Regions from separate parts of the Homo sapiens genome. Here region 1 is linked to region 2. Evidence: read pairs that join two places in POLR2A ChIA-PET (ENCODE). Cell type or tissue: Panc1. All regions are shown on one strand. Each heading gives the region's core, and the rest is flanking DNA. Links, peaks and the distances in the headings are about the cores only.

Evidence for each region. Peaks named below come from ENCODE experiments on the same cell type or tissue, not always from the same donor. Only the 100,000 strongest peaks of a DNase experiment are listed, where the experiment ranks them.
Region 1: POLR2A ChIA-PET joins it to region 2 with 9 read pairs; 3 of 35 experiments call an interaction of 5 or more read pairs at or near these places.

Annotation. Positions count from the first base shown.
Region 1 is chr19:35,656,802-35,665,516 of GRCh38, reverse strand. COX6B1 (cytochrome c oxidase subunit 6B1) reads right to left here. Exons shown (of 4, transcript NM_001863.5): 4 at 6,735-6,923. The coding sequence ends at 6,870. Among named protein-coding and RNA genes, the nearest start is that of UPK1A, 5.4 kb to the left of the region's middle. In Panc1, for the core only: no CTCF peak of the experiment used is centred there; no DNase peak of the experiment used is centred there.
Region 2 is chr19:35,861,236-35,873,161 of GRCh38, reverse strand. APLP1 (amyloid beta precursor like protein 1) reads right to left here and starts at 4,588. Exons shown (of 17, transcript NM_001024807.3): 1 at 4,379-4,588; 2 at 3,352-3,495; 3 at 2,134-2,266; 4 at 1,813-1,925; 5 at 1,417-1,550; 6 at 1,126-1,304; 7 at 549-679. The coding sequence starts at 4,525. LOC107985317 (a long non-coding RNA gene) reads left to right here and starts at 3,805. Exons shown (of 4, transcript XR_001753932.2): 1 at 3,805-4,070; 2 at 5,032-5,287; 3 at 6,569-6,675; 4 at 10,161-10,247. It overlaps KIRREL2 (kirre like nephrin family adhesion molecule 2), which reads right to left. Exons shown (of 15, transcript NM_199180.4): 9 at 11,908-11,926; 10 at 11,521-11,621; 11 at 11,138-11,357; 12 at 10,565-10,669; 13 at 10,126-10,235; 14 at 8,449-8,514; 15 at 6,026-7,005. The coding sequence ends at 6,670. RefSeq lists silencers at 4,348-4,417, 4,508-4,767 and an enhancer at 11,522-11,926. In Panc1, for the core only: no CTCF peak of the experiment used is centred there; a DNase peak (open chromatin) is centred at 3,161; H3K4me3 peaks cover 2,467 bases; H3K27ac peaks cover 994 bases.

The sequences.
Region 1 (8,715 bases), core at 2,105-7,104, 210 kb after region 2:
ACACGCATGGACCAGACATTTATTTCTTCAGGTGCAGAATGAGAAACCTAGGTTCAAATCCCGGTTCTGCCTCTTCTGGGCGGCACGACTTGGCTTGTGGATTTGCCCATCTGCGAAATGGGTATCATCAGACCGCTTCCCTGGCGGAGGTGGGGACTGAGCCAGCGCGTGTCCCCAGGGGCCGCCGATGCTGCCCACGAGGCCACGGTCTCTCCGATGCCACGCCCTCGCAGCGCAGGGCTGGCTCCATGCAAAAATGGTGGCCCAGGGCCCCCGACACCGTCCCCAGAACTTCTCAACCCCAAGGCTAGGCCGTGTATTGCCTCTGCTGTGGGAGCAGTGGCTCCCCACTGCGGTGCCTGCGAATTTGGCAAATGACACTGAAAATCCCATCGTCAAGGCACTGGTTTGGTAATAAGATACATGAGATGTTTTCCGATTAAAATGGTTAATTTGGTTTTAGTCAACCCACTTTAGATTTTAAAATAGTTTTTTTGGCCAGTCGTGGTGGCTCACGCCTGTAATCCCAGCACTTTGGGAGGCCAGGGTGGGGGGATCACCTGAGGTCAGGCTGACTAACATGGTGAAACCCTATCTCTACTAAAAATACAAAATTAGCCAGTCGTGGTGGCAAGTGCCTGTAATCCCAGCTACTCAGGAGGCTGAGGCAGGAGCTAATCGCTTGAACCTCGAAGGCAGAGGTTGCAGTGAGCTGAGGTCGTGCCATTGCTCTCCAGCCTGGGTGACAGAGTGAGACTCTGTCTCCACAACAACAACAAAAATCTGTAAAGTGTTTATTCAAGAAAAGCAGCTGAATCTTAGTAAGAGCAGTGAACTTTATGACTTTTTTAAAATTTATTTTTATTTTTGTTTTCTTGAGACAGAGTCTCACTGTCGCCCAGGCTGGAATGCAGTGGCACGATCTCAGTTCACTGCAACCTCTGCCTCCCAGGTTCAAGCAATTCTCCTGCCTCAGCCTCCCGAGTAGCTAGGATTACAGGCGCCCGCCACCACGCCCGGCTAATTTTTATACTTTGTGACATTTTTAATTGGCCTAGTTCCATTCCCCCATTCCAGCTCCATGGTAGCCTTGAATATTAACTGCCAGCATTCTCAGTGGAAACTAGCAGCCTGGCATACACCAAACGGGGCAGAAGAGGATGAAACTCCATAAAAGCCTCACTCCCAGAAAGTCAGAATTATTTGATTCGTCTTATGGTTCCCTGGAAGCCCCTACTTGCAATGTTGTCTGTATTTGACCTAACTTAGAGCTCATACATCGTCAAAATTATTTCCCCAGGGGCATTTGTGAAACACAATTGCATGCAATTGTTTAACTAGGCAGCTGCCTAAGCAATGAATAACAGTTGAGGCCAATAATAGGCTAATGAAACAGTTTAAAAGATAAAGCTGGGGAATGAGAAGGCTTTGAAAAACTCCAAAATATTCTTGGAAATCTAGAAGGTCACATGCATGCATAGGGTTGTGTGCATGCCCAGGAGTATATGCAGGCTCAAGAAAGACCAGAGATGAGAACCCAGTCTTCTTACATTGGGCTGACCTTGAGGATGTGTGCCTTCCTGGGAGAAGTAGTGGCGAAGGCAGAGTTGTCAATTGCCTGGCTGAATGTCGAAAGCATGGCCCACCATGCCTCAGCAAAGGCTAGGAGATTATTGGTTTTTGGAGGCTAAGGAAATCTTTGTCCAATCATTAGCGGAACTAATGCTAAAGAATACTGTCTTTTTTTTTGAGATGGAGTGTTGGCCAGGCTAGTCTTGAACTCCTGACCTCAAGTGAACCTCCCACTTTGGCCTCCCAAAGTGCTGGGATTACAGGTGTGAGCCACCATGCCTGGCCTAAAAGCAGAAATTATTTTAAAAGAACTAAACAGAAACTTGGGACTTGAAAAGTACAGTAACTAAAATGAAAAAATTCAAATGGGCCAGGCGTGGTGGCTCATGCCTGTAATCCCAGCACTTTGGGAGGCCGAGGTGGACAGATCACGAGGTCAGGAGATCGAGGCCATCCTGGCTAACATGGTGAAACCCTGTCTCTACTAAAAATACACAAAATTAATCAGGCATGGTGGTATGGGCCTGTAGTACCAGCTACTCAGGAGGCTGAGGCAGGATAATCACTTGAACTCGGGAAGTGGAGGTTGCGGTGAGCCGAGATCGCGCCACTGCACTCCAGCTTGGGCGACAGAGCGAGACTCCGTCTCAAAAAAAAAAAAAAAGAAAAAATTCAATAGAGGAATAGAGGGTTCAACAACAGATTTGAGTAGGCAGAAGAAAAGATCGGTGAACGTGAGTATAGATCAGTTGAGATGATCAAGTCTAAGGAACAGAAAGAAAAAAGCACGAAGATAAGTGAACAGAACTTCAGAGACCTGTGAGACATCATCAAATAATGGGAATCCCAGAAGGAGAGGACAAAAAGAAAGGGGTAAAAAAGAATATATGAAGAAAGAATGGCTGAAAACTCCCAAAATTTGATGAAAAAAACCATCAATCTAGAGCCAAGAAGCTCAATAATCTTCAAATAGGATAAACTCAAAGATATCCATCACCAGACATATCATAATCAAATTATTGAACGATAAAAAGAGAACCTTGAAAGCAGCAACTGACAAGTGACCCATCACGTATAATTAATCATCAATAAGATTAACAGCTGGGCTGGGTGTGGTGGCTCATGCCTGTAATCCCAGCACCTTGGGAGGCTGAAGCGGGAGGATCACTTGAGCCCAGGAGTTGGAGATCAGCCTGGGCAATATGGGCAAACTCCATCTCTACAAAAGAATACAAAAATTAGCTGGGTGTGGTGGCATATGCCTGTAGTCCCATCTACTTGAGAGGCTGGGGTGGGAGGATCTCTTGAGCCTGGGAGTTCAAGGCTGCAGTAAGCTGTGATCAGGCCACTGCACTCCAGGCTGGGTGACAGAGTGAGGTCTTGTGTCAAAAAAAAAATTAAAAAAAAAAAAATAATAAAATGAGAAAGATTAGAACATTTGGAAAAAATGCAGGCTGGCGTGCGGTGGCTCAGGCCTGTAATCCCAGCACTTTGGGAGGCTAAGGCGGGCAGATCACCTGAGCTCAGGAGTTGAGACCAGCCTGGGCAACATGGTGAAACCCCGTCTCTATCAAAAACAAACAAACAAACAAAAAACTAGCTGAGTATGGTGGTCTATGCCTGTGGTCCTAGCTACTTGGGAGGCTGAGGTAGGAGGATGGCTTGAGTCTGGGCGGCGGAGGCTGCAGTAAACTGAGATTACGCCACTACATGCCAGCCTAGGTGACAGAGTAAGACCTTATCTCAAAAAAAAAAAAAAAGCTGAAAAGGGGAATTAAATATATATTTCCAAATCTGCCCGCATGGAAATTACATTCCAGTGGTGCAATGATGAAGGATAACATTTGGCATGTTAGCGGTAAGTGCTTAAGAAACAAGGCCAGGTGTGGTGGCTCACACCTGTAATCCCAGCACTTTGGGAAGCCGAGCTGGGTGGATCACAAAGTCAGGAGATGGAGACCATCCTGGCCAACATGGTGAAACCCCGTCTCTACTAAAAATACAAAAATTAGCTGGGCGTGGTGGCGCGTGCCTGTAATCCCAGCTACTTGGGAGGCTGAGGCAGAAGAATCGCTTGAACCAGGGAGTCTGAGGTTGCAGTGAGCTGAGATTGCGCCACTGCACTCCAGCCTGGTGACAGAGAGACTCCATCTCCAAAAACTAAAAAAATAAATAAAAATTGAAAAAAGAGAAAGAAACAAAAGGAGTGAAGGGGCACAAAGATGGAGGAGCTGAAGGTGAAGGCTGAGTGGTCAGAGAAGGCCTCGCTAAATGAAGACCTGAAGGCAGTGAGGGGTGAGCTTGTGGACAGCTGGTGGCCAAACATTCCAGGTCGAGCAAACAGCAAGTGTAAAGGATCCGGGGTTGGAGCCAGCCTGGTGTGTCGAAATACATTTGCTCACAGTTCCTGTGCACTGAAGAGGCCAGTGTGGCAGGGGCTGTGTGAGCAAAAGGGCACCATATCCAATCAGATCAATATATTTACAAATACTTCTAGATGCATGAGCTATCTCTAAAGGAATGTACAGGAAACACTGGCACTGGTGGCAAACCCTGGGCAGAATCAGGCAGCTGGACTCAAGGAGTCCAGCACCTTGACTTTTCACTGGCCGTCCTGTTTCATTTGAAATTTTCATGGTGTTGGCTGGGTGTGGTGGCTCATGCCTGTAATCCCAGCACTTTGGGAGGCCGAGGTGGATGGTTAACCTGAGGTCACGGAGTTCAAGACCAGCCTGGTCAACACGGTGAAACTACTCTCTAAATCGCTACTAAAAATACAAAAAATTAGCTGGGTGTGGTGGCAAGCGCCTGTAATCCCAGCGTTTTGGAAGGCTGAGGCAGAATTGCTTGAACCGGGAGGTGGAGGTTGCAGTGAGCAGAGATCACATCACTGCACTCCAGTCTGGACAACAGAGCAAGACTCCATTTCAAAAAAAAAATTTTTTTTTCATGGTGTTTAAGTTCTTTGCTACTTCCAACCCACGCCATAACCTCCCACGATCCCTCAAGCTCCCTGTGTGTGCACTAAGGTCCTGTTTACAGCCACTTTTTTTTTTTTTGAGACGGAGTTTCGCTCTTGTTGCCTAGGCTGGAGTACAATGGCACAATCTCGGGTCACAGCAACCTCCACCTCCTGGGTTCAAGCAATTCTCCTGCCTCAGCATCCAGAGTAGCTGGGATTACAGGCATGCACCACCACGCCTGGCTCATTTTGTATTTTTAGTAGAGACGGGGTTTCTCCATGTTGGTCAGGCTGGTCTGGAACTCCCGACCTCAGGTTATCTGCCTGCCTCGGTCTCCCAAAGTGCTGGCATTACAGGCGTGAGCCACCGCGCCCGGCCCCTACAGCCACTTTTCTTCATGAGCAGCTATTTCACAAGATCTATCTCTGGGGCCATTTTTCTCCATACAAGAATCATCCCTGCTCATGTGAATGCATCAGACAAGTTTGTAACCATTTGAAGTTTTGTTTTTGTTTTTTGGGGATGGAGTCTCGCTCTGTCGCCCAGGCTGGAGTACAGTGGTGTGATCTCAGCTCACTGCAACCTCCACCTCCCAGGTTCAAGTGATTCTCCTGCCTCAGCCTCCCCAGTAGCTGGGATTAGGGGCACGCACCACCACACCTGGCTAATTTTTGTATTTTTATAGTTTTTTTTGTATTTTTAGAAGAGATGGGGTTTTACCAGCTTGGCCAGGCTGGTCTTGAATCCCTGACCTCGTGACCCACTCGCCTGGGCCTCCCAAAGTGCTAGGGTTACAGGTGTGAGCCACCACACCCCGGCCATTTGAAAGGTTTTGAGGACACACCAATTCAGCCATAAGAGTGTTCCGGCTGGTCATGCTAGCTAGGTCCCTGTTGACGAGTCTGTTGGGGATATTCTGGGCTGTTATTGTGTGGCAATTCTTTTGGGGGCACCATGAAGAACAGCTCTCAACTTGGCCTACTTAAATGACTTCCAACTACCATCATGATCAGCATGAAAGAGCAGGTCCCAACACGGGGAGAAGTTACACATTGTGCAGGAGATTGCTTATTAGATATTAAGAACTCTTTTTTTTTTTTTTTTTTTTTTTTGGTGAGATGGAGATTTACTCTTGTTGCCCAGGCTGGAGTGCAATGGCATGATCTCGGCTCACCACATCCTCTGCCTCCCAGGTTCACGCGATTCTCCTGCCTCAGACTCCCGAGTAGCTGGGATTACAGGCATGTGCTACCATGCCTGGCTAATTCTGTACTTTTAGTAGGGACGAGGTTTCGCCATGTTGCCCAGGCTGATCTTGAACTCCTGACCTCAGGTGATCTGCCCACCTCAGCCTCCCAGAGTGCTGGGATTACAGGCATGAGCCACTGTGCCCGGCCATTAAGAACTAATTTCTTAGGTGTAAATAATTATGTTAAAAAAATAGGTATCTCCAGGCAGGAGAATAGTTTGAACCCAGAAGGCAGAGGTTGCAGAGAGCTGAGATGACACCACTGCACTCCAGCCTGGGCAACAGATTGAGACTCTGTCTCAAAAAAAAAAAAAAAAAAATTGTATCTCCAAGAGATACATATAGTTTCTTATTTCTGGATAAAATATAATCTTTATGTATTTTATATTATATTATAATCTATATAATTTGCTTTAAAATTATGTAGGGTGGTTGCACACATAGGAACTTAGGTTATTCTGTATAATCAACTATTTGACTCATTGACTGGCACAGAGAGGGTGGCCAAGGTTCAATAAAATTAAGTTAAAAAACGCTAGGCATGGTGGCTCATGCCTGTAATCCCAGCACTTTGGGAGGCCGAGGCAGGTGGATCATCTGAGGTCAGGAGTTTGAGACCAGCCTGGCCGACATGGTAAAACCCCATCTCTACTAAAAATACAAAAATTAGCCAGGTGTGGTGGGGTGTGCCTGTAGTCCCAGCTAGTCGGGAGGCTGAGGCAGGAGAATCGCTTGAACACTGGAGGTGGAGGTTGCAGTGAGCAGAGATCGTGCCATTGCACTCCAGCCTGCGTGAAGAACGAGACTCCATCATAAAAAAAAAAAAAATTAAATTAAATTAAATAAATAAAAACAAAACAGAGAAAATACTCATTCAAGCCCCTCCCTGGTCAGGGCACTGATTCCAGCCCAGCTTCTTGCCACTGCCTGGCCCGTTCACACGCATAGTCTCACTTTTCCAATGAGTTTTTATTAGCAGGTAAGTCATGATTTAGGATCCTGGGGTGGGGATCACTGGGTACCAGGTCCCCCTTCACCATCCTGGGAGAAGGATGGAGGACAGAGGAAAGGGAGATGCAGCCAGTTCAGATCTTCCCGGGAAACGTGCCTTCAGCCCGTTGCTCATCCCAGTCTGTGACCTGTGGAAAGACAGTGTTATTCCCTCCGCAGTGGGGAAACTGAACGGATGGACTTCTTATCTTCCTCACTTTGCCCACCTGTTTGTTCAACCAATATCCACAGGTACCTGCTGTGTGCCAACCTCTATTCTAGAGGCCGGGGAATCAGCAGTGACCCCAAAAGACAGAAATCACTGTTCTGAACAAGCTGACATGCTGGGAGGAGAGTAATGGGCAGGAAAACCCCAGGCCCACTGCAGAGCTGTCGATGGGGAGATGTGTCACTGTACAGAGCTCCAAGGGTGGGCCCTGCTTTGAAAACCTCAAGTCAACACTATGCTGTTTGTCCAAACAGGGGAGATGGAATAGCAGGCAGCTGTGAAAAAAAACGAGGCTGATTTATGTTCTGGCATGAATGGATGGATCTTCAAGATACATAGTCAAGTGCAAAAAAGGTGCCAAACAATACACAGTGCAATCCCACCACTGACCACAGGCGATGCTCAGTATAAACAATGATGGAGGCTGGGTGTGGTGACTCGCACCTGTCATCCCAGCACTTTGCGGGGCCGATGTGGGAGGACTGCTTGAGCTCAGGAGTTTGAGACCAACCTGGACAACACGGCAAGACCCCCATCTCTACAAAAAATAAAAAATAAGCCGGGCATGGTGGCTCACGCCTATAATTCCAGCACTTTGGGAGGCAAAGGTGGGAGGATCGCTTGAGCCCAGGAGTTTGAGACCAGCCTGGTGAATGTGGCAAAACCCTGTCTCTACAAAAAATACAAAACTTAGCCAGGCATGGTGGCATGCACCTGTAGTCACAGCTACTAGGGAGGCTGAGGTGGGAGAACTGCTTGAACCCAGGAGTTCGAGGCTGCAGTGAGCTATGATGCTACCACTGCACACCGCACTCCAGCCTGACAGAGCAAGACTGTCTCTAAAAAAAAAAAAAAAAAAAAAATGAAAAGGCCCATATAAGGCCTATGTCAAGTTAACACTCCCTGAAAGTAACACTCTACTCTTTGTGGACCTCACAAGCAGTTACAAGCATAAACGTTTTTATATACATACACGCTCACATTTTATGCTATAAGGCAGGGGTCCCCGAGCCCCAACCAGTGCCTACCAGGTACTGGTCTGTGGCCTGTTAGGAACTGGGCCCCACAGCTGGAAGTGAGTGGCAGGTGAGCGAGACAAGCTTCAACTATATTTACAAGCACTCCCTAATGCTCGCATTACTGCCTGAGTTCCACCTCCTGTCAGATCAGCGGCAGCATTAGATTCTCTTAGGAGTGCGAACCCTATTGTGAACTGCGCATGTGAGGGATCTAGGCTGCATGATCCTTATGAGAATCTAATGCCTGATGATCTGTCACTATCTCCCATCACCCCCAGATGGGACCATCTAGTTGCAGGAAAACAAGCTCAGGGCTCCCACTGATTCTATAGTATGGTGAGTTGTATAATTATTTTATTATATAATGTAATAATAACAGAAATAAAGTGGACAATAAATGTAATATGCTGGACTCATCCTTACACCATCCCCAACCCTGTCTGTGGAAAAACTGTCTTCCATGAAGCTCATCCCTGGTGCCAAAAAGGGTGAGGACCACTGGTGCAAGAACGAACAGTGGATGAAAGCATGGATAACAGAGAGGCTGAATCTGAATCCCTGCTCCATCACTTCCTAGCTGTGTGACTTTGGGCAAGTTACTCAACCTTTCTGGGCCTCAGTTTCCAATTTTGTAAAATGAGGATACTAACAATAGTACCTACCTCATACGGTTGTGTTAGCATGTTGACCTTA
Region 2 (11,926 bases), core at 560-5,559:
GAGGCCAGGCGTGGTGGCTCATGCCTGTAATCCCAGCACTTTGGGAGGCCGAGGCGGGTGGATCTCCTCCCGCCGGGAGTTCAAGACCATCCTGGCCAACATGGTGAAACCCTGTCTCTACTAAAAATACAAAAATTAGCCGGGCGTGGTGGTGGGTGCCTGTAATCCCAGCTACTCAGGAGACTGAGGAAGGGGAATCGCTGGAGCCCGGGAGGCAGAGGTTGCAGTGGGCCGAGATCGCACCATTGCACTCCAGCCTGGGTGTTAAGAGCGAAACTCCGTCACAACAACAACAACAAAAGAAAAAAAAAAAAACCAATAAAGTGAAAGAGTACCATAGACCAGAGTTTCCAGAGAACCTGGTAGCGTCTCAGTGGGATTCTAGAAGGGCCATGGATCTCTGGCCATCTTAGGGGGTGGTGTTGAGAGCTCAAGGTCAAAGGGGCTTAGGGAGCCTTTGGAGGTAGTATCAATGTGTCCTGGAGGAATTTCCTGGTATTTAGGGAGCTCTGTACTGTAGGGGGTCCTGGGGCCCCCAGTATTATCACCTCATTAATCTGGCGCATCCTACGCTCCTCCAGGTCCATCTTGGCCCTCAGGAACCCCTCGTGCTCACTGATTTCCCCAGGCATGCCAAAGTAAATATCCACACCGTCTGTGGGCCTCGGGGTGGGAGTGACTGCAAGACCAGGGATCAGGAGGTCAGTCTGCAGCCCACCTCCAGGTCGCCTTTTCTACCTAGAGAACCACATTTCCTAGAGTGCACTGGAGACCATCATGCACCCAGTTTAGCCACCGCTGCTGCCTGGCATTATGGGAGATGTAGTTCTGGACTGGGCCTGTTCTTGCAAAGCTTAGGAATCCATTACACCATCTTCCAAGCTTTCCTGAAATGATCCTCAAGACCTACCCAATGGCCCCTCTACTCCCAAGTACCCCCAAACCACCCCCTCCCTTGGCAGGTTAGCCCTTCTACTTCTATTTTATCCAAAGATACTCTCGTCTTTTCTCCTCAGTTGGGCCTTTCCCCTATAGGCCCCTCCCAAAGACACCCCCCAGCAAGACTCCCCCAGATCTTTCTCCCTCTATGGTGGAGAGGCCCCAGGGGTTCAGAGACTGCCTCACCTTTGCCGACCACTGCAAGTGTATGGGAGCTTGGGGGTGGGACCGTTTCCTCTTCCTCTTCAGCCTGCGGAGGCTCCACGAAGTAATCATCTACTGGCTGTGGGAAGGATTCCTCCTCTTCCTCGTCCTCAGCCCCCTCTACTCTGCTCCCCGGGGGCCAGGACCGGGTGGAGGGGTCACTGAGGGAGCAGGAGAGGACCCAGGCAGTAAGAACCCAGGCCTGGGCTCCCAGGCTTCCATCCCCTGCCTCAGGAACCTTGAGATGGGCATGGAGGGTTCCCTCCCACTCACCCAACTGCTGTCCCAGATGGGTCGGGGGTCCCTGGAGGGGGACAGCACACATACTCCACACCACGGAACCGATCCGAGCCACAGGGTAAGAGCATGCCCGAGCCGTGCAGGATGAGGCCCTGGGAGCTGCAGGCCTGTAGGAAGAGTGGGCCCAGATGCCAGGATTGTGGGATGGGAGGGGGTAGATGGGGAACTGGGCTGCCAGGGTTGGGGGTTGATGAGGCTGGGAGCCTGGATTCCTGCTTCTAGAGGAAGGGGTTGGGGGATGAAATTCTTAGATCCCAAGTGCGAAGAGGATGCTGGTGGCCCAGACTCCTCGGTTCTGGTGGCGGAGGGTGTTAGAGGTCCCAGTTCCTGGGTTGTGGGGGCTGGGGACGGGTGGGCCAACGTCCTGACCTCCTGTGCCTCCTGATGCCTCCGGGTTGAACTCTCACATTGGTCCATGCGCTCCTGGTGCAAGAACCGGCAGCCTTCAGGCACCAGCAGGGCCTCACTCACAAATTCACCAGCTGGGGAAGCACGGGACACCAGGGTGAGATCCTCCTATAGCCACCAACCCCACCCTCCTCAGAATCCAGATATTTTATCCTCAGAGGCTTCTCTGCCCCACTTAGGACACAAGCACCCAGCCCCTTAATGTAGGCCTGAGAGAGGGGCTCAGAACCTTGCCCCTCAGAAACTCCCACCTCAGTTCCCCTCTCCCCGCCTGGGACTCACGCAGGCAGCGGAAGGGCACAACCTGGTGGTGGGGGTGGGCGCAGCTGCCGCTCCGGGAACCCCCGCACCAGCGCTCCATGGGGATGGCCTGCGTAGCCTGCTCCACACGTGCAATCTGCAGCTCCGGGTACATCTGGGGGGATCAGATGGGGGCAATCAGCCCACTGCCCCGCCCCTGCCAGCCACCCCTCTCCAGTAGTCAGGTCCCTTTTCTCTTTCTTTCTCCCTCTTTCTTTCTTTCTTTGAGACGGAGATTTGCTCTTGTCGCCCAGGCTGGAGTGGAATGGTACAATCTCGGCTCACTGCAACCTCCTCCTCCCAGGTTCAAGCGATTCTCCTGTCTCAGCCTCCTGAGTAGCTGGGATTACAGGCACGCACCACCATGCCAGGCTAATTTTTGTATTTTTAGTAGAGACGGAGTTTCGCCGTGTTGGCCAGGCTGGTCTCGAACTTCTGACCTCAGGTGATCCGCCTGCCTCGGCCTCCCCAAGTGCTGCGATTACAGGCGTGAGCCACCGCGCCCGGCCAGGTCCGTTTTCAAGGCTCTAGTATTCATGAGGACATCGCTTCCCTAGGCCCTGCTTCTCCCTAGCACCAGCCTTAGATATCCAAGCTCCTTGTGCTCATTGGCCACGCCCACTAGCAGTTTTCCCTTAAAAGTCCCGTCATCTTTAAGCCCTATCTCTTTTCCTGTGCTGTTTCTTTCTGAAGGTCCCTCTAAGCCCACCTCTCTGGTCACCCCTCCCCGCAGTCAGATTCGTCTCCCCAAAGGTCTCACCCTCCTTTAGGCCCCGCCTTTTCCTCTATTCCGCCTCTCCAAAACTCTCCCTTCCCGTTATAAATTTGTCTTTTCATGGCCACGCCCCCCCAGCTCTCCGCGCTCTCATTGGGCTCCACCCCTTTCCCCATCTTGCTGGTCCTTAAGGTCTCTTTCTGTCTTAGCCCCGCCTATCCTTTCGCCACTCCCCCCTACACCTCTACTCTTTACAAAGACCACCAGATTCCTAAATTCCACTTCCTCTCTGGCTATCTCGCGGCTCTCCCCTTTTCCTGACTTAGTATCTCAAAACAGGTCCCCTGCCCCTAGCATAGTTGCGCCTCTTTATTGGCCACGCCCCCCAGCCTCCACGCCTTAGATCGCGCAGCACCCTGGACCACGCCTTTTTCAAGTCTAGCTTTCTATGGGCGGCCCCGCCTCTCCCGTTCGGCCCCGCCCACCTGTCTGCAGTACTCCAGCACGCGCTGCGGGTCCCGGAGACAGCGTCGAGAGCGCTGTGGGTCTGGTTCCCAGCGGCCGGTGCGCAGGTCCCGGTGAAGGGTTAGGCGCCCGCATAGTCCAGCCACCTGGGCCGACCCCGGGGCCTGGATGGAAGTGGAAAGGACAGTGAGGGCTCGGGGGGCGTTGGCATGAGGGTCCCCTGGTTCTTTGCTCCCTAGGACCGAGACCCCCAGCACCAGCCCCCTCCCCCAAGCACCGCACACCGCCTCCATGGAGGCACCGTTCCCTGGGAAACAGCTCCCGTAGGGCGGGGGCGCCCCAGCGCTCCCGTTGCTATGGCGACCTGGGTCCCCCGGGATTCTTTCTGCCTTGTTGCCGCGGAGACAGACTCCGCCCCCACCCCAGCGCAGCCGCTCTGGAGCCCGAAGGGGTTAAACCTGAATCGCGGAGGAGGAGGCCAGAACCCAGGAGTTCTGGCCCCTCCTCCCTCCATCCCTTGCTCAGGCTCCCGTTGCAGGATGCAAAGCTGACAAGGCCTGGCTTCAGGGGCCTACAGTCCTGGACACCAGGTCCTTGAGGACTGGAGAGCTACATCTGGTTGGGGTGGGTGGTGACTGAAGGACTGGACTCCTGGGTCCTGGGAGGCTGCAAGGGCCTCCATATGGGTCCAGAGAATACAAGGGGTCTGGATTATTGGATCTAAATGCCTCGCTGCTTGGTGGGTCCTATGTCCAGGCGGGAGGGGGTTGGGGCCGAGTCACCTGGGTCTGGAGAGGGGGCTGGACTTCTGGGACCAGGGGCTCTGAATAGACCAGTTCCTATGCTCGAGATGGGAGGGGGCTGGGACGTCGCATGATGGGGGAGCTGGGGCCTGGAACCCTGGGTTCATAAATGTGATTGGGGGCGCCTGGGGGCTGACCACCTGGCTGGAAAGACCGCGCTTTCTGCCCTGGACATGTCCGCGCCGGCGTCCAGAGACCCGGTCCCGCCCCTTCCCCCATCCCCCAGGACCCGGCCCGGCCTCACCTCGGCCGCGCCGGGGCTCCCACCGGCCAGGCTCCCGATGGCGGGCTGCGCGCGCAGAAGCAGCAGCAATAGTGGCAGCAGCAGCGGCAGCGGCGGCTGGCCCGGGCGGCGACTTAGACCGCGAGCAGCGGGGCTGGCGGGCCCCATGTCCCGGCCCTTGCGCCCTCACGTCCCCTGCACTCCCGCCCGGCCCGGCCCCAGCGGTGACAGGAGCTCCCAGCGCCACCGCCGCCACCTCCTCCTCCCGCCGCCCCCGGGCTGCGCCGGCGCCGCCAGCCCCGCCCCGCGCCGGCCCCGCCTTCCTGGTCAGGACAATAGCGTGGCGGCTTCGCGCAGAGTGGAGCAGCTCGGGAACCCCGGGCGGGAGCCTGCGCCAGGCCCCCGCCCCTCGAGATTCCAGGCGTCCCGCCCCATGAAGGGCCCAGCCAGGAGTCCGGCTATGGGCTCCGCCCGTTGTGGATTTTGAGTCCTCCCGCAGGACTCTCACCCTCTTTAGACCCAGACACTCACAGTTTTGTCCTTTTCCAAGGATGCAAGCATCAGAGACCCCCATCCCCTAGTACATTCCTCTGTTGAGGGCTCAGGAATACAGGCCTCCAAAATGTCCCCAGTCAAGAAGGCAGCAGTTGAGACCTAGTCCCTTCCTCTTTCAGATCCAGAAGTCTGGGCACCTTCTCTCTCAGGACCAGAGACCAAGCCCCCAGCCCATTCTCCTTCAGACCCAGGAGTTCACTCTTCTTGCTCTGCTTCCCAAGGGTCCCAGGGGCCTGGACCTTTAACTCCTAGCTCAAGGATCCATGAACCAAAGCCCCCAGGACCTTTCTTTAAGGATCATCCAAGCAGGCACCAGCACCATGCCCACTGTGGATGCAGCACCTCAGGATTAGGGTCTGGATCTCCACGCTTGCTGTAAGGACCAGGGGATTGCCATTTTCCTACCCATAGTCTCCCCTTCCCTGCTCCACTTCAGGGCTCACTTGTTTGTCTCCTCTAATGAGAGTTAGAATTCAGTCTTCCCCAGGACCCCTGGGGCAGCCCTGTCACTTGTGTGCAACTGTGTGGACATCTATGCGTGTGTCTGTGCATACATGCCTATGTGTGTGTCTTTTCTGTTTGCAACTCATGTGTGTGTGTGCGTGTGTGTGTGTGTGTGTGTGTGTGTGAAGATGTATATTAAAAGAGCCCATGGCTGGGCACAGTGGCTCATGCCTGTAATCCCAGCACATTGGGAGGCCTAGGTGGGCGGATCACTTGAGGTCAGGAGTTTGAGACCAGCCTGGCCAACATGGTGAAACCCTGTCTACAAACAAATACAAAAATTAGCTGGGTGTGGTGGCATGCACCTGTAGTCCCAGCTACTTGGGAGGCTGAGGTGGAAGGATGGCTTGAGCCCAGGATGCAGAGGTAGCAGTGGGCTGAGATCATGCCACTGCACTCCAATGTGGGCCATAGAGCCAGATCTTGTCTCAAGAAAAAAAAAAAAAGAGCCTAGAGTGCTTTGCAGGTAGCAAGAGGCTGAGAGGTGGCTCACAGTTTTACTCCTACAGCCACCTCATAGGCTAGGGTAGAGGAGGGACCTTGGGACAGGTCTAAGGGACCCCTTCCTTGGTGGAGAGTGATAATGCCAGTAGACTCCCTAAGACACACTTGCCTCTTTGACTTTTTTTTATTATTAAACATAAATATTTTTATCCCAATATTTTGCCCCAACAGTGGTAATTCTCACTGTATCCCCACTCCTTGGGTCCAAGTCTTTCTGAGTCTTTAAGGAAAGTAAAATCAAGATGGTGGCCATCTTGGGTTCCTAGGGAGTATATGGCCATCTTGGCTGCATTTCCATTGGCCGAGCAAAGTTCCCCTCAGGGAGAGCCAGGGTGGGGCCTGGTATGCTCTTCATCTTCATCTATCCTATGCTACCTTTCCTCTCAATGCAGATGGTCATCTTGAAATATCTTCTTTCAGTGGCTAGAAACAACTTCCATCCCGGCCCCAAACTCCCAACACCCACTGCCCTGTCCCCATCTCTCCTCAAAGGGCCTACCTGCCATCTTGAATCTCTTTTACACCGGGGAATAGGTGGGCATATTGGGTGGCCATGTTGCTCCCACTTGGGGCATCTCCTTTGGCTGAGCTGACTGTATACAAATGCTCCTGACAAATGTAATGATCTTTCCCTCCCCTTGTGTTCAGTTTTGGAGGAGTAAGGTCGCCAACTTGTCCTGGCTCCTCAGAAATCAGAACAATCCATTATGGCAAGTTGGAGATCCCAGGACTCTTCCATTGGAAAGATGTCACACGTGAGTCTGGAGACGCGGGTGGCTAGGTGTGGGGAAGGCAGCATATGGGAAGGGGGGAGTCCCGGGGGCCAGATCTGGGGGCCCAAAGGATGTGGGTTTGATGTAGCTGGTGAAAGCTCGAGGGTGGGGTGTGGTGAGATAGCCTGCCCTGGCTCTGTAAAGTCTGCAGGGGGGGACCATGCCCAGGTGTGGGTTGAAGTCATAGAAGGTAGGGGTCCCTGGGGGCCCAAGGGGGGAGGGTGGTGGCAGGAAGAGACCTCCTCCAGGGGCTTCGCCAAGGCTCAGGCTCACACTGACTCCTCGGACCTTGTAGTAACCGTTGGTTGGGTCCTGAGGGGACAAATGGGACTCAGTAAAGTCTGTGAGCGTGCAGGGGGGATGAGGGTCACTGATGGAGAGACACACTGAAATAGACCAGACCTTGAGAGAGACAAAAAGAGACAGGAGTGGGCAGAGACACAGAGACACACATGGACTGGGAGAGAGAGAAAGTGAGACAGAGGAACAGTGATAAGAGGCAAATGGATAGGACATAGGCAGAGAAAGGTAGAGACGGAGGGATATAGGCCTGCTGAGGGGTGTCGGTGTGGAAGGTGCAGAGGGAACAGGAGAGAGACACTCACCTGCCCAACAGCCTCTAGGCTTTGATTCAGTGTCACACCCTGTGTTGCTGCTACAAGGCATGTCACTAGGATAGAACTGGACCCTGTCCTCACAGAATCCCACACCAAAGGAAAAATGACAGATCATGAGACAGTACCCAGAGGGGTCAGGGCTGTGCCTGGGAAAGGCATAGGCAATGACAGGGGCTGTGATGGTAGAGCCCTCAGCATAGTGGGTGGGATAAGGAAGCCCAGATCAGAGTGGTCATGGCTGTGATGGGTGGAACACAGGCAAAATGATCGAGCTGTCATGACGGAAGCATGGGCTTCCTAGAACAAGAAATGTCTGAGCTGAGACTGGAGGACTAAAGGAAGGAATTAGGTAGACATGGGAAGGAAGGTAGGAGTGTTTCAGGCCAAGAGAATGGCATGTCGGCTGGGCACAGTGGCTCACGCCTGTAATCCCAGCACTTTGGGAGGCTGGGGCGAGCGGATCACTTGAGGTCAGGAGTTCCAGATCAGCCTGGCCAACATGGTGAAACTCCATCTCTACTAAAAATACAAGAAAAATTAGCCAGCTATTAGGGAGCCTGAGGCAGGAGAATGGCTTGAACCCAGGAGGCAGAGGTTGCAGTGAGCTGAGATTGCACCACTGCACTCCAGCCTGGGCAACAGAATGAGACTCCGTCTCAAAAAAAAAAAAAAAAAAAAGAAGAGAGAGAATGGCATGTGCTAGGTACGCAGGAGAGAGAGAGAGAGAGAAGTGCTCTGGCCTGGGGATGGCCTGGAGTCAATGTGGCTGTCCTGAGGTAGGACCCCAGAGGAAGAACCAGTCTGGGGAGATGTGGGGCCAGTGTAGGACCTGGTGGCTGAAAGGGGGCTTGACCGTGATGAGGAGAGCACAGGCAGGGTGAGCCCTGGTCTGGGGCTCCAGATGGAGGCTAGGGCTGGGACAGATGTGTGGGAAGAGTCTGCAGACAGGCAAACTGAGGCTGGGAGCTGAGTGAGATGGCCCAGGGGGCAGGAGGAGTGGGGTGGGGAGCTGAGTCCCAACTCTGAGGACAACAGAAGGAAAAAGGAGGGGACAGGCGTGGGAGAGAGACGGAAACACAATGAAGGGAGCCCCGCCTCTCCCAACAGTGAAGGGAGCCCCACCCCTCTCAACACTCACCTTGGTCTCCAGAGTCCCTTCCTCCTCCAGAACCAGATCACTGTGGTCAGTGTGCACAATGGGGCCCTGGGGTAGGGAACTTAGTGAGAGGGAATAGTCAGAGGATCCCCCCGCCCCAATGCCAGACCCCAAGGACCTTCAGCCAGCCAGTGGAGGCCAGGCAGGAGGGAGTAAGAGCACCCAAGAGCTGGGGACTGCACTCAGGACAATAAAAGGGCTGTAAGAAGCCAGCACAGTGGCTCATGCATGTAATCCCAGCACTTTGGGAGGCCGCAGCAGGAGTATCACTTGAGGCCAGAAGTTTGAGACCAGCCTGGCTAACATGCCGAAACTCTGTCTCTACTAAAAATGCAAAAAATAGGCAGGCATGGTGGCAGGCACCTGTAATTTCAGCTACTCAGGAGGCTAAGGAACGAGAATCACTTGAACTGGGAGGTGGAGGGTGCAGTGAGTCTGGATTGCACCACTGCATTCCAGCTTGGACGACAGAGCAAGACTCTATCTCAAAAACAACAACAACAACAACAACAACAACAAAAACGGGCTGTGGGGACATACTGGGCCTAGGGAATAATTGGGTCAGGGGCATGGACTTGGGTGACATTTGGGTGTGGGGTCACTGTTAAGACTAGAGCCCTTGGCCGGGCGCGGTGGCTCACGCCTGTAATCCCAGCACTTTGGGAGGCCGAGACGAGCGGATCACGAGGTCAGGAGATCCAGACCATCCTGGCTAACACGGTATACACCTCGTCTCTACTAAAAATACAAAAAAATTAGCTGGACATGGTGGCGGGTGCCTGTAGTCCCAGCTACTCTGGAGGCTGAGGCAGGAGAATGGTGTGAACCCGGGAGGTGGAGCTTGCAGTGAGTCGAGTTCGCGCCACTGCACTCCAGCCTGGGCTACAGACCAAGACTCCGTCTCAAAAAAAAGAAAGAAAGAAAAAAAAAGACTTGAGCCCTCAGGCCGGGCGTGGAGGCTCATGCCTGTAATCCTAGCACTTTGGGAGGTCGAGGCGGGTGGATCACCTGAGGTCAGGAGTTTGAGACCAGCCTGGCCAACATGGTGAAACCCAATCTCTACTAAAAATACAAAATCAGTCAGGCGTGGTGGTGGGCGCCTGTAATCGCAGCTACTCAGGAGGCTGAGGCAAGAGAATCACTTGAACCAGGGAGGCAGAGGTTGCAGTGAGCCGAGATCGCAGCACTGTACTCCAGCCTGGGTGACAGAGTGAAATTCTGCCAAAAAAAAAAAGACTAGAGCCCTCCTACATAAAAAAAAAAAAAAAAAATGGAGACAGGGTCTTGCTCTGTAGCCCAGGCTGGAGTGCATGGTGCAATCATAGCTCACTGCAGCCTTTACCTCCTGTGCTCAAGGGATCCTCCCACCTCAGTGTCCTGAGTAGCTGGGACTATAGGTGTATGCCACCATACCCGGTTCATTTTTTATTTTATTTTAGTTTGTATTTTTGTAGAGATGGGGTCCTGCTATGCTGTCCAGGCTGGCTTTGAATTCCTGGCCTTAAGTGATCCTTGTGTCTCCACCTCCCAAAGTGGTATTACCAACGTCAGGCACCATGCCTGGCCTTAGAGTCCTATTTGAATTTGGGGACCCTCTTGGGACTGGGCTATTATTTAGGTCTGGAGGCACAGTCAGGTCTGGGGACCCTGGCATCCTACCCGGTCCTCGCGGCTGCCTGTCTCCTCTTCTTCAGGACCTCGTGAACTGGAGCCGTCGCTGCTGCCAGGGATTCGCATCAGGTTCTTTTGCTCGGAGAAAGAGGCTGAGGCTGACAAACAGCGACCGGTGGAGTTAAGCGATGGGCGGGGTCACAATGTGTGCAGACCAATAAGCGGGAAGAGAGAGGACTGGGAACCAATGAGGCTGATTGGGTAGGGCTGTTGGAAACCAATAAGAATCATTCCCACCGAGGAGTGTGACCCTGGGAAGGCCTAGTTAGGGCTTAAGGAGGGAACCAGAACGTGAAGGAGAGCTAAGCCCTGTGCAGAGCTGGAAATGGGACTGGAGCCAAGGCCCAAGGCCAGGTCAGGTCACTGGGCAGGCAGGGCGCGTGTGGGGCTGGGGCCTCGGGAGCCGGGGCGGGGCTCAGGCACTAACCCTTGCTGTGGCGCCAGCAGCAGAGGGCCACCCCAGTGATGACCATAAGGAGAGTTGTGGTGGCAGCGGCCACTCCGGCCACTATCCGCACAGTGGGCAGCAAGTCTGCAGGGAGCAGAGGGGACATCCTGAGAAGGCTGAGGGGGAACCAGGAAGCGGGGGCTCAGGGATTGAGTTTGGGATTCCTGGGTTCAAAAGGTCGCACATTTGAAGATTCAAAGGCCCTTGAATTTGGGGTTCCCCAAGTTTGAGAGTGAGTTTAAACTCCCTGGCTTTAGGGAGTCTTAGAATTTGAGGGGTCCTTTACTTTGCAATTTGCTTTGCAATCATTGGAGTTTCCCTTTTTGGGGCCCCTAGGTGTGAGGAGTCTCTCAGTTTAGGATTCAGAATGTGAAGGCATTTGTGGTTGAGGGGTGTCTTGGGAATCAATGAGCCCACAGTTTTGAGACTCCCGAGGTTTGGAGGTCTCCTCTGCATTTGAGGGTATGAGGTTTTGCAGCCCTCGGCTGGGGGATCCCTGCGTTTGTGGGGTTTAGACTCTCCAGATTTGGGGTCTTCGGGCTGGGGTCTCACCTCTACGGCCCAGGCTGGCCTGGGCACCTCCCTCGCCCAGCCGGTTCCGGGCACTGCAGTTAAAGCTCCTGCTAAAGTCAGACTCCTGGGTCCCCGAAATGTGTAGCACAGAGATCAGGCCCGGACCCAGTCCCCCGCGGCTCTCTGGGGCAGGGAATGTCTCCACCAGGAACCGGCCCTGCGACCCCGCCTCCAGGAAGCCCTCATCCCAAGACCAGACCTGGGGGCACAAAAGAGGGAGGACACGGAGGAGACTGAGGAGGGGAGGAAGAAGCAGGAGGGATGTCTGGGAAGTCAGAAATGGTCACAGTAGTTTCGGGGGGCCAGGTGGGAGGTCAGGGATCACGGCTGGATGGGTCACGGGAGGAGTGACATTTCCTTACCACGGCATCTGGGGCGGGAGAGGCGAAAACCAGACACTGGAGGCGAGCAGGGCCCCTCAGGAAGGCAGGCGCAGAGTGCAGGGCGGTCACTACTGGGGGAGCTGGGATGGAGACTGTAGGTCACTCAGAGGAGAGGTCTTGCCCTCCCCAAAGGCTGTAACAAAGCCGGGTCTGTCCAGCGCACTCTCCGCTAACCTCAATCAATCAGGCCACGCCGCCTCCAAACTCCGATTCTCCTAAAAGCCTCGCCTTCAATAGGTCCGGTCTCCAGCCCCCGCTGGGTGTAAAGCTCCTTCCAGGCCACTCCCACTGCATTAGCCCTTGCCCCCTCTGTCCGCTCCCTATCCCAGGACGGGCCAGGTCCCCTAGGAAGCCCCGCCTTCTCACCGTTCACAGTCAGCCGAGC